Regions from separate parts of the Mus musculus genome. Here regions 1 and 2 are each linked to region 3. The links are chromatin contacts, found by Hi-C or POLR2A ChIA-PET in ENCODE. All regions are on one chromosome and are shown on one strand. Each heading gives the region's core, a stretch centred on a gene start or an enhancer-like site at or near the end of the contact. The rest is flanking DNA. Distances are from core to core; before and after follow the strand shown.

Region 1 (4,156 bases), core at 433-2,932, 34 kb before region 3:
ACCCAGAGCCCTTTCAGGAGTTGCAGTCCCAGTAGGAACTGCCTACTGCTCCCTCATACTGCTGTTGGAAGAAGAGGGTTGCAACAGTTGCAAAATGCTGGGGTTTGCTGGTGGTTAAAGTCCAGAGGAACAAGCCTCCAGCCTGAATGCCTAGTCATGTCTCTGGCTTGTAAAGCATGAAGCAATAGGCCCCTAGTTATCACCGTCCCTTAGTCCAGCCCACAGGCTCTCTAGACCTATGACCTAGAGGGCACCAAAGCCAGAAAAGCCTCTCTGCTTGTCTCAGAGTTTTTTGTTTGTTATTTTGAGACAGGCTCTCCCTACGTAGTTCTGGCTATCCTGGAACTTGTAGTGTAGATCAAGGTGCTTGGAACTCACATCCTTCTGCTTCTGCCTCCTGACTGCTGGGCTTAAAGGCATGCACTGCCATTGTGGTCTCAGGATTTCTTTCTATTCAGGTAAAGGACCCCAGACAGACAGACAGACAGACAGCTCTGATTGATAATATTGTCATCGGGGTTATTTAAGTTAACGTATACTCTTATAAAGCCACAAACAAACCTAGTCAGTAGGACATTCATAAAAGTACACTTTTGAATTGAATAATCCACGGAAAGTGGGTTAGATAGCATTTACTCCCATGCATGCTGAAAGAGACACCCAGTAATTTTCCTTCCCATGTCCAAGTCTTGGATAGTTGTTTTTTCATGCATCATGTTTTTTTTTAAAGTATATATACATATTTATTTTGCAGAAGGGCATGAGAAGTAGAGATAAAGGTTGTTTTAAAAATGTCTTGAACAGTGGATTTGTGCAATGACCTGTGAGGGTTCCTGGAGACTGGTTTTGCCCAAACACCTAGAGACATGTTCACACTTTCATGGTGCTCTACTACTTCCCAAAGCAGGCTTCTTTCTTTGTTGGACAGAAATAATCTTCAAGAAAACTTGTTACAAGAGACTAGGAAGTTTATTTTAACGGTTTCTTCCTAAGGCAGCCCAAGTTCAGCCCTTATATGGGTGTATTTGCCTGCCTTAGAGGTAGGGCTAGTTCACCGGTGAGAAAGCAAATGAGGGTACCTGCTGAAGTGGGGAGTGCCCCCTGCACTTGGGCGGGCCCCACAGACAAAACTGATCTTCCTTCCTCAGCCTCCCTCAACCCCAATTCCTAACTCACGTTAACCCTCTGCTCCCCAGTCTCCCACCACAGTCCACCCAAAGCATAGATCTAAGCGACATTCACAGTTTCTCCTTGATCTAATATTGTCCTTTCTCTAATATTGCACTAATCTTAAGACGTGGTGGACTCTGTCCCTGAACACTCCATTTCTGATTCTCTCCAAAATTCAGAGGATCACCTGCCCCTTCCCGGATCCCCTCACGCCCTGATGCTGACCCTACTCTCAGAGCAGAGTTCTTTAACTCTGCCATATATTTCTCTAACCTTTTGTCCCCACCTTAAAACGGTCCCTCGGTTTCTAGAATACACGGTTGTCCTGTCTTCCATGTCTTTCTCACCACGTGTCTCTCCCCGTTCGATTCCTAACGTGCCAAGGAGGGCGTCGTCCAGCAAGTAGCTGGAACTTTTGTTTTGTCACCTGTTCCAGCATGTGCACCCCGGGTGAACTGGCCCATGACTAGTTTCCTCTCCTTTCTTTCCCTCCGCGCGGGCGGCCACCACCTCCCAACTCTCTGACCCGTCCAGTCAGAGACCCTTTCCTGTGGCTACTGCACTTCTCTGGTCTCCACAAGTCACACTTGCACTGCGATGTTTCCCCCCTAGCACAGTCCGCTTTCTCCCCGTGGCTCAGCTCGCGCGCAGCCGGTGCACCAGGCGCACCTAGATCCGGGGACCTGGGACCCTGCTCCCCGCCGGGACCGGCGCAACCCGGCGCCGGAAGCCTCTGCGCCGCCCCTTCCTCGCGCCTCTGGCCTTATCTCCTTGCACAGGGGCCTCCGGGGAGTGGCGGGCGCCGGGAGGGAGCCAGCGGCATGGGCCGGGGTCCCCGGGGCACGCGCCGCTCTCCAGGATGCGGGTTGCAGCGGCTGCTGCGGCTCGTGCTGCTGCTCAGCCTAGCCCGCGGCGTCAGCGGAGAGCCTGGCACGGAAGGTGAGTGCAGGGTACTCGGCGCGCAGGACGCTTCGCGCTCCGGATCTGGAGGCGCAGAGTCGGGGCGTGGAAGGATCATGGAGGCGGAGCGGCGAGAAGCACGCCAGACTGCCCGCCCCGGGGACTGTGGGGTGTGTAGTGGAGGCGGCCCTGCTCCAACTCGCGTCTCCCGGAGTGGGTGGGGGTGGGGTGGGGACTGGACTCGGGTGGGGGTTTGGGGGACCGGTGCGCCGCGTGGAGGATGTGGGAGGGCGAGCCGCTGGTTCTACAGCTTCCAGTCTCCCTGGCTTTTGCAGGACAAATTCCTGACCTGTAGTGGCTCTCCCACCACCACCTGTCCCTTTCCTTATTTTTCACTTCCACGAAGAACTAAATGTTAAGAATGTAAAGAAGAATAAGGAAGTTTATAGGAAGAGTTTATCCTTTAGTTCATTCATCCATTCGTTTATTTAGTCTGTTTATCCATGCATTTGTGTATCCATCCATCCATCCATCCATCCATCCATCCATCCATCCATCCATCCATCCGTAGAAAGTCCTTTAATATCTTCCCTGGGTCAGATGTAACCGTGCAATGTTGGCGTTCTAGTGGTTCATAGTCCCAAGGAGAGAGGCAGGCAAATAGTCTGTGTTTTAGACAAATTGGGACCAGTGAGCGTGGTGGGATTTACCTGACACGGAGGATTCAAACAGGAAAATGAGGCGAAGTCTGCCCACATAATAGCAGAACGTGTCAAGTGCTCTGAGAAGGTGTACTGGTCAGAGGAGAGGACAACTGTGTTTTACTGGGCAGCCATTATGCATGAGACAAGCTGAGCGGTTCCTTGGATTTCGGAAAAGGGGAGGGGTGCCCCATTCCATAGTAAGAGGTCTTTAGAAATGTGTGTAAAAAGGAATCCAATGTGTGAGATAGGTAGAAAGATTGCCTGCCGTGAGTTCCAGGCCAGTCTGAGCTACATAGTGAGTTCCAGAGTAGTTTAATCTACAGTGTGAAACACTGTGATCAAACAAACAAAACGAAAAGCCCAACAGAGTAATGGATGGATTTCAGACTGGGGATAGCGTGGGAAAGCAGGACGCAGAATACAGAAGGGGCTAGAGATGAGAAAACAGACTGGATTTGGCAAGAGGGAGTCAGTCTCATCTTGACTGGCAGAGAGAGCATGGTGTTTGGGTTTAACTGTTCCTTCCTGGTGAGAAGCCACCAGGAGCCATTGTAGGACACTGAGGGAGTGATGGCAAACAGTACATACATACAAGGACACCCAGTCTCTCTCTGGCATCTCCTTAATAAAGCCAAGCACTGAGCTCCAGAGTGGTGGTGGTTCATGCTTAATCCTAGAATTTGGGACACGGAGGAGGGAGGCACCATGAGTTTGGGATTAGTCTGGACCATAGAGTGGGTTGTCTCAAAAACAAACATTTGCAAAACCAAACAGGCTCTAGAAGTGGAAAAGAAACGAGATGAGTGGGCTTAGTGGAGCAGATTCCTGCCCTCCCAAATTCTCTTATCCTGCTACTTTGTTGTTGTTTGGGTTTTTTCCTGAGACAAGGTTTCTCTGTGTAGCTCTGGCTTTCTTTGTAGACCAGGCTGACCTTGAACTCAGATATCTCCCTGCCTCTGCCTCCCCAGTGTAGGGATTATTGGTTGCCTAGTGAATTTTACCATTACTTTGGGTATTTGATGTCTCAGCTTTCTAGAATGGCTCCCCTCCACCTCTGACATCTGGTACTTCAGTAGGCTTTCTTCCTTCCCCCTTGGGTCTCTGTCTTAGGGTTTCTACTGTGATAAAACAGCACAGCCAGAAACAATTTGGGGAGGAAAGAGTTTATTTTAGCTTACAATTCTCAGATCACAGTCCTTTAGAGAAAGAAGTCAAGGCAAACACTCAAGGCAGGACCATGGAGGCAGGAATTGAAGCAGAAGCAATGGAGGAGTGCTGCTTACTGACTCAATCTCCATGGCTTGCTCAGCCTGCTTTCTTGCAACACCCAAGAGTACCAGCCCAGGGGTAAGCACCCTCCAGTGAGCTGGATCCTCCTACAG
Region 2 (4,326 bases), core at 204-2,703, 54 kb before region 3:
TGTCAAGAGCAAACAAAACCTGCTATACGCTGGAAAATGCTCTTCCCCAAATACAAAATAGAAAGATATGTGGAAATCCTGACTTATACAAGACTGGAAGTTGGCAGACTACTAAGGATGATGAAATTTAATTATCGCTGCACATGTCTGGGTGTTCTGTTGAGAAGGCAGTGACGTCTGGATGGGCATAAACATAAATCATACAACGTTATGCGCAAAGCCCATAAAATCTGTTTTTCTTGTATTCCTTTCAACAAAATTACATTGGTACACTAAACATATTTACATAATTTGTATCCTATTGGCAGCAACTGCCTAAAAAGTATAAGTTGGCCAGTCATTTCTGTAAACTACCAGATAATTTTAAAATGATGTTTTTGAGAGCCATTTGTATTCTATGAAAGTTATTCAATTTCACCCTTGAGACATAAACCACCTACAGACAGCATATAAATTAATGAGCTCTAGTCAATTTCACACACAAAAGTAGCTGGATTCGGCCTGTGGAGTTGCAAGTAAGTTGTGATTAGGGTCAGTGAGATGCTTTGGTGGATAAAGGCAAGTGTGTTCAGCTTGATGACAAGGTCAACCCCCGCCCTCAGTACCCACACGGAGGAAGGAGGGAAATGACACTCCAAAGTTGCACTCTGACTGTACACAAACACACATATGCACACGATAAAAGTAATAGAAAGTATAAATGAAATTTGATTGTAGTCACAGGATGTAAAATTTAAATATAGTATTTAAAGGCTTAAAGTAAAAAAAAAAAATGAGGGCCAGGAATATAGCTCAAAATTTTGCATACCATTCAATAGGTTCAATCTCCAGCTCTGTAAATTAATTTATTAAATTAAAATTTAAAATTAAAATTATCTGCATAGATTTTCCCATACGTTGTCTTCTAAAATATTCAAGTCTATTAAAATTAAATGTAAAACATAAATTATGAATAGTGAATGTCAATTTTTTAAAGCCAAATTATGTAAGGAAAACTGACTTAGTTAATTTTGTAAATATTTGGTTAAAGTCTTACTAAAAACTTTTCTAAACATGGAACTATTTAGAGTTATCGTCGTAATGTTCATCTATTTGCTCATGTAGAGCAATATCATTGGTTCCTAAGAGTGAAACCCAGGCCATCTTGTCACAATTTAAGAGTAATAAGAACTGTTGGATTTTCAGTGTGCCAAATGTTCCTCGCCAGGCTCAGGAACAATATTTGCAAATACTATGCAAATTTGTGCGTACTTTTGGAGCCACAGAGTGGAGCAGGAAAGGCTAGGAAATGGATAATACTTCCATCACGCCAAAGCCTGTTCCCTCCCTGCTGAGTCAGGGGAGGATTTGAGCAGGTTAAATGCCCATTCTTTTTGCTGTGGTTTGTGGCTCCTCCCTCCGACGCTGGCATTGGTCCAAGGAGAAACTTTCCAGCTCCTGGAAGCTGATGTGCCCCTCCCCGTCCCCGGTTGTTTCAAGAACAAGACGCAAGAAATATGGAGAAATATTTCCGGGTCCAAAACTTGTGTCAGAGTGTGAGTGTCTGTAATTTCACTAACCCTAAGAAAAAGATGCCAAGGGACAAGACTCGTGTCTTTAAAATGGGGTCCTTACTATGTAGCTCAGGCTGGCCTTTAGCTCCTAGTCTCCGTGTCTCATTGTACTGAGTGCTGAGATTATTGGGTGTGTACCATCAGATCCACACAAATTCTCTCTCTCTCTCTCTCTCTGCCTGCATGGATATATGTGTGGTATGTATGCCCATGTGTACATGTAGCCATAGGTGTATGAGCCCACATAAGTGTGGAGTATTTTGCATGTGGAGGCCAGAGGCTGACACAGGGTGTCCAGCTGTCGCTCTCCACCTTCTTTATTGAGTCAAGGTCTCTTGCTGATCTCAGAGTTCACAGATCTGACTAGTTTAGCTAACCAGCTTGTCCCAGGGCTCTGCCTGGCTCCCTCTCTTAAATGCTGGGATTATAGGTGTGCCATCATAGGCAGCATACATGGTGAGTCCGGGGATCTGAGCTCAGGTCCCCACATCTGCACAGCAAGTGCTTTTACTGACCGAGTCGTCTTCCTCACCCTCACAAGTTAATATTTTTGTGTTTATTTCATGTCTTTCTTCTTTTAAGTTTTAAATTATATATACTCATTTTTGTTTGTCTTGTGTTTGGGTGTATGTGGGGAAGTGTGGGAGGGGTAAGTGGGTCCGAGAGAGCCGTGGTGCACAAAGGAGGTGGGAGAACCACCTACAGCCACCCAGGTCTTGATCCAAAGCAGGCAGGCAGGCAGGCATGGTGGCAGGCTCCCTCCGCTACTGAGTTGCCCACCAAATTTATTCTTTGTATGTCTTTCTATTAAAGTGTTCCATGACTAGCTGGTGGTAATGATCCACTCCTTTAATCCCAGCATTCAGGAGTCTGAGTTAGAGGCCAGCCTGGTCTGTAGAGCAAGTTCTAGGCTAAGCCCTGTCTCAAAAAATCAAGACCAACCAAACAAACAAAATGTTCCATGACTTACTAGTCCTTTAAAAAATAAAATCAAATGAAGGGGCTAAAAGTTGACTACTCAGTGGTTAAGAGCATTGGATGCTCTTCCAGAGGACCTGGGTTCAATTCCCAGCAACCACATGGCAGCTCACAAGTGCTTGTAACTCCAGTTCTAGGAGATTCATACATGCAGGCAAAACATCAATGCACATAAAATAAAAATAAATCATTAAAAAAGCCATCATTCCTAAGTGAGGGAAGAGGCTGTCTCTTGAGAGTCATCAGGATGTGTCCTGGTAGAGTTATTCTAAAAGGAAAAAGAAGGTGATTAATTGAATCTAACAATATAAAATATAAAGGGCATTAAAGTCCTGTATTTGAGATATAAAAATAAACAAGTAGCCAGGTCTGGTAGCTCCTGTCTGTGATCTCAGTACAGGTGGCAGAGGCACCTCTCACGTGGTCTACACAGAGAGTTCCAGGGATACTTAATGAGAGCCTGTCTCAAACAAAACAAAACAAAACAAAACAAAACAAAACAAAACAAAACAAAACACAGCAAGAACACCACCAACAAAAGCATCATTTTGCTGAGTTTTAAGTGTCAATATTTGTGGGAAAAGAGCCACTTGATTCTACTCTGGTCAGACAACCCTGTTATTTTCAGTTTTAGCATACAATAACTTTCTATGTACAAAGTTACAGGGAGCCCACCAGAGATGACCACTCAGATACTTATGGGCAATTGAAAGTCTTTATTCAGCCTGCTGGGACTGCACTCCGGCCTTCAGGACCCATAAGGCAAAAGCCAAATCCTGGTATCTTTCTCAGCAGCTGCGTGGGGGAAAGTTTGCACAAGCAAGCAGTTTAACAGAAGCTGAGGTGAATTATGCGACATCTTGACCTTGGGTTCCTAGAATAGAGTTGAATAGTTTTCCACAGAATTTTCCTTCAAGGAGAGCAAATTCTGGGTAAACCTGAAATGGCCTCAGCGATAATACAAGATGGAGGAAGCCTTGCACTGCCTCACCCTTTCGCACATGTAATTAAAACAACAACAAGGAAACAGGAGCTAACCAGAGTGACGAGAGCCCCGAAGCCATGTTAGAATGCCAACGGAGAAAGGTTTGAAACCTCCCAGCCCGTTTATCACATCTGAAAACACTGGTGAACTGAAGAGGAAGGGCAGGAGCTGAGCAGCTGGGGAACTCAGCTCAATGCTGAGGACTTACTGTCCAGCATTCCTGTACCCTTCTGTAAAGACATGAGCTATCATCTGCAGCAGGAACCACTTCTTCCTCTTGCAGTCCTGGGGGTCAGAACAGGCTGACCCCAGAGTCAGGCTTAGCCCTGGTGCAGGTTAGCTAATAATTGGTCTTATGACTGGTTTTATTGTGAGCACCAGCCCCGGGACAGTTGGTTCTGGACTTCCTCTCTGGGGTAGTTTGTATATGGTCGGCCCAGGGAGTGGCAGGATTAGGAGGTGTGGCCTTGTTGGAGTAGGTGTGTTACTGTGGGCATGGGTTTAAGACCCTAGCTGCCTGGAAGTGAGTATTCTGCTAGCAGCCTTCAGATGAAGATGTAGAAGTCTCAGCTCCTTTTGCACCATGCCTGCTGCCATGTTTCTGCCTTAATGATAATGGACTGACCCTCTGAACCTGTAAGCCAGCCCCAATTAAATGTTTTCCTTATGAGAGTTGCCTTGGTCATGGTGCCTGATCATAGCAGTAAAACCCTAAGACACTCTCTTTCTGTCTGCTGGATTATAAACTGAGAAGACAGAAGGACTGTGGCTGCTGCCATCCTCTGATCTTGAAGGGACACTTGAGAATAG
Region 3 (3,777 bases), core at 213-2,712:
TTCCACTGTCCCCGTTCTGATTTCATGTCCTCTTTCTAAGCATATGCCTCTCAGACCCCTTTGTGCTGCTCATGGACGTGGGGGTGGGCCATTCCCTGCTGAGTAGTCAACATTCTGGGGACCAGACCCTTAAAGAAAAACGGACTCTTCCTCCCCAAGAAGCCATCAGCTGTCCACAGCTCCTCAGGGGTGGAGCACCATGAACCTCGTTCTGCTCAGTGCTAGAATGTTGGCTGGCTTGATCTTATGTGGGTCTTGTGCAGGCAGCCACTGCTCCATGAATTTGGGGTCCAGTGGTCCTGTCATGCCCAGAAGTCAGCGTGTGCTGCTCCAGTTTTCACTGTCTCTGTCTCCCTTGCTGCTGGGGCTCCTGGGCCTTGGGGTGGGGAGTGTGTAGAGTGTTTGGCGACTTACTTGTTGCATGTGCGGGCCATCCCTCCATTGTCCCTTGCGTTTACCTGAAACTTACTGATTCATCCCAGCCACCCAGCTTCAGGGATTAACTCTCTCTGCCCCCTCAGCACTGGAATCACAAGAATTACGGGTCTGCAACCGTAATGCCTGGTGCGTGTGTGTGTGTGTGTGTGTGTGTGTGTGCGCGCGCGCGCGCGCGCGCGAGCGTGTGTGTTTGTACATGTCAGATGTCAGACCCAGGTAACATTCCTCAGTAGCCATCCACTTTTTTTCCCCTCTTTTCCTTTTTTTAAATTCAGAATCTCTCTCTGGGACCTGGGACTTTCAGTGAGCCCCAGATGTCCATCCACCTCTGTCTTGCCCCAGATGTCCATCCATCTCTGTCTTCCAGCACGGGGATTACGAACCCACACCAGTGTGCCCTGGGGAGCAAGCTCAGGCTCAGGTTGTAGGGACACCAAGTGCTTTGCTGACTGAACTATCGTCCACAGTTTACAGCAATCCTTTCAACATTTTAAAATTTCTTTGGTGGGAGGGTATAATTTTTAAAATAACCAGTGAATAGGAATTTGAAGGTTCTTTCATAAGGAATAACTAATGTTTAAGGATAGGGGAATGTGCTAAGTGCTCTAATTTGACCATGAGACACTGTGAGTGCATGTATCAGGTTAGCAGTATGTACTCCATCAGCAAATATGGCAATGGGTCGAGTGAAAAGAAAAAAGTATAGCAAATTGCATACATAAAACCTGGGGTTTATGTAGAGGACTCTGTGATGCAGTTTGTCTGGACTGAGAGCGGAGGAAGATAATTTGGAGAGAGCTTCTCCCATTCCCCCAGGGCATTGTTATTTAAAGAATCTTACCTCCTCCCATGTCACCACCAGGCGCCAGCTCCTCACTGCATCTTCTCCCCTTGAGGCATTAACTTTTCTTATGTACCCTTCAGCCTTCTCTGGGCTCCCGAATCTGGGCTACGTGCCAGCTGACACTGTATTTTTAGCCGTGTTCTGAAGCTACAGGAATTGGGAATCCCACCAAATGCACCCTGGAACTGTGAAGTTGGCTGCTACGGAGCAGGGTGCTTGTGAAGGGGACAGCTGTGTGACAGGCAGTGGCTTTGAGGGCTGAGGATGGGATTCCTTTACCAAAGAAGGAGTAGTTGATGGACAGCGTTTGTCTTCTCCTAGTCGCCGTATCCCCTGGAGTGGAGCCCGATAGGGAGACATCCATTTCTTTGGACTTGAACCGGTAACAGGAAGTGAGGTCTGAAAGCTTCCAATGGCAGATGTTCCTGTGGTCCCCCTTCCAACGAAGTGCCTGACACACATTTCCATTAACTCTGTGGAATGGAGAGAATTGCCTGCCCAAACTTTACATAAGTGTGAAGCAATGAGAGGTGTAGGGAGAGGGGAGCTGGGGAGGGGGAGAACAGGAATGGGGTGGTACCAAGGATGGTCTGTGCAGGTAGAGTCTGCTCTCCTCTACAAGGCCCAGTGAGAAATGGTTAATCATGTCAGACCAGGTCTGTTTTCCAGGTCTTCTTCCCTCCTTTGTGTGACCAAATCATCATCTATCCTTTCAGGATGGGGCTTCTCCTCATTAGTGTGTCTGACAGTGAGGATGTAATGTACTTTAGTGCTTGCCGTGTGTGTGTGTGTGTGTGTGTGTGTGTGTGTGTGTGTGTGTGAGAGAGAGAGAGAGAGAGAGAGAGAGACAGAGACAGAGACAGAGACAGAGACAGAGACAGAGTCAGAGACAGACAGAGAGAGACAGAGAGAGACAGAGATAGACAGAGAGAGAGGCCCTGGGTTCAGTTTCTTGTACTGGGGTGAAAGACTGGATTTGGGACAATCACTTCCTTCCTTCCTTCCTTCCTTCCTTCCTTCCTTCCTTCCTTCCTTCCTTCCTTTCTTTCTTTCTTTCTTTCTTTCTTTCTTTCTTTCTTTCTTTCTTTCTTTCTTTCTTTCTTTCTTTCTTTCTTTCTTTCTTTAAAATGTGGAGGTGTGGTAGTATATGCCTGTAATCCTGACAGGTGGCGGTGAGGCCACCTTGGGCTATATAGTGAGACCCTGCCTTAAAACAAAAGACACATTCTATGCTTGTCCTGCCCTCCCCACATTTCGGGGGTGGGGAGGAGGCAGGGGGGACGGGGGAGCAAAACAAAACACATTCTAAAGTGTAAGTCGTATAATTCTCGCTGTTAAAACATCTAAATGACCACAGAATTTAGGAAATCCAACTCCTAACCATGGCCTCTGAATACATGTGTTCTGATTAGTCTCTCCCATCCTCTCCCGTCTCTTTCCCATCCCTATCAAAGTGAAGAGTTCCCTTACTGGAGCCCAGTCTCATCGTGACAAAGTTCATAAAAGTTTGAAAACGTTCTTGCATAAATCAGAACACAAATCCATAACAGGAGACAGGTTACCTTCCCGGCGTGGCTGCTTCTGAGTGTCAACCATTGTGGAAAGAATTGTCTTGGTCTGTTTGAGAGTTCATGATCCTACTGTTGCCCAGTCTGGTCTTGAACCCTTGGCCTCAAGAACTCTTGGCACAGGCTCCTGGGTAGTGGCAATGACAGGCTTACACCACTGCTCTTGGATTTGGAAAGGATCCTAAGACCACCTCTGGACCTAGCCTGGGGAGTGCTCTCCTTGACTAATGGTACCCAGCAGGGATGCAGGAGGGTGGAGTGGCATCCAGCACATTTGGTGTTCGTGGGCTCTGCTCAGATGATGGGAATTTTAGTTCATTTGGAATCTATTTTCTAGTATCTTACTGTATACTAATTAAAAAAACATTTCAGTAAGCTATATTGCCTTTCTTCCTTTTAAAACCATTTTTAAAAATCATTGCTAAGTAGACGCTGTTAAGATCTGACTCTATTTTGGAGGCACCTGACTGTGCCAGTTGAACTAGGACTTCGATCATGAGACTCACTGCTAAGAGTATGAAACAAGAGCTTTAGAGACTGAGAGACCTCTGTGACTTCTGGGTCAGCCACCTGCTGGAAGCTTCTTGTTTCCTTGTATAGAAGGGGTAAGGCGTATCTCAGCTATAGTTTTTTCACCCTTTTAACATCTTGTGAAGCTTTGCTGAGAGAATGGTAGTACTGGGCCTGCCTGCTTTCCAGTTGCTACTGGATTAATGCTGCTCACAAACCAGAGGGTCATTCTCCAATTCTCTCTCTCTCTTCTCTATTTCCACCCTGTCCACTCCACCCACCGTGTGTGTGTGTGTGTGTGTGTGTGTGTGTGTGTGTGTGTGTGTGTGTGCGTGCTGCCTTGGTATATATGTGTTCATATGTTTATGTATGAATGTATTTATGGAGGCTCAGGGTCGATGTTAGGTGACTTTCTTG

The links. Hi-C counts contacts between places; a loop is a spot of excess contacts on that map. ChIA-PET counts read pairs that join two places held with the same protein, here RNA polymerase II (POLR2A).
Region 1: a loop to region 3 is called in a map of T-helper 17 cell, with 1.8 times the contacts of the local background. The contact joins the promoter of Susd1 here to the enhancer-like site in region 3. A Hi-C loop is called at or near these places in 1 of 37 maps with a recorded cell type or tissue (T-helper 17 cell). POLR2A ChIA-PET finds 5 or more read pairs at or near these places in 3 of 5 experiments (Patski and embryonic stem cell).
Region 2: a map of ES-E14 shows a loop between it and region 3 (4-fold over the local background). The contact joins two enhancer-like sites. A Hi-C loop is called at or near these places in 2 of 37 maps with a recorded cell type or tissue (ES-E14 and Patski). POLR2A ChIA-PET finds 5 or more read pairs at or near these places in 2 of 5 experiments (both embryonic stem cell).

Annotation. Positions count from the first base shown.
Region 1 is chr4:59,436,159-59,440,314 of GRCm38, reverse strand. Susd1 (sushi domain containing 1) reads left to right here and starts at 1,682. Exons shown (of 17, transcript NM_001163288.2): 1 at 1,682-2,109. The coding sequence starts at 1,992.
Region 2 is chr4:59,455,223-59,459,548 of GRCm38, reverse strand. No RefSeq gene overlaps it. Among named protein-coding and RNA genes, the nearest start is that of Susd1, 19 kb to the right of the region's middle. Within about 2 kb of position 1,453, at least 1 of the 3 ENCODE cell types and tissues checked has a DNase peak (open chromatin) inside an H3K27ac peak, as active enhancers do.
Region 3 is chr4:59,402,181-59,405,957 of GRCm38, reverse strand. The region is part of intron 5 of Susd1 (sushi domain containing 1); the gene reads left to right. Among named protein-coding and RNA genes, the nearest start is that of Susd1, 35 kb to the left of the region's middle. Within about 2 kb of position 1,462, at least 1 of the 3 ENCODE cell types and tissues checked has a DNase peak (open chromatin) inside an H3K27ac peak, as active enhancers do.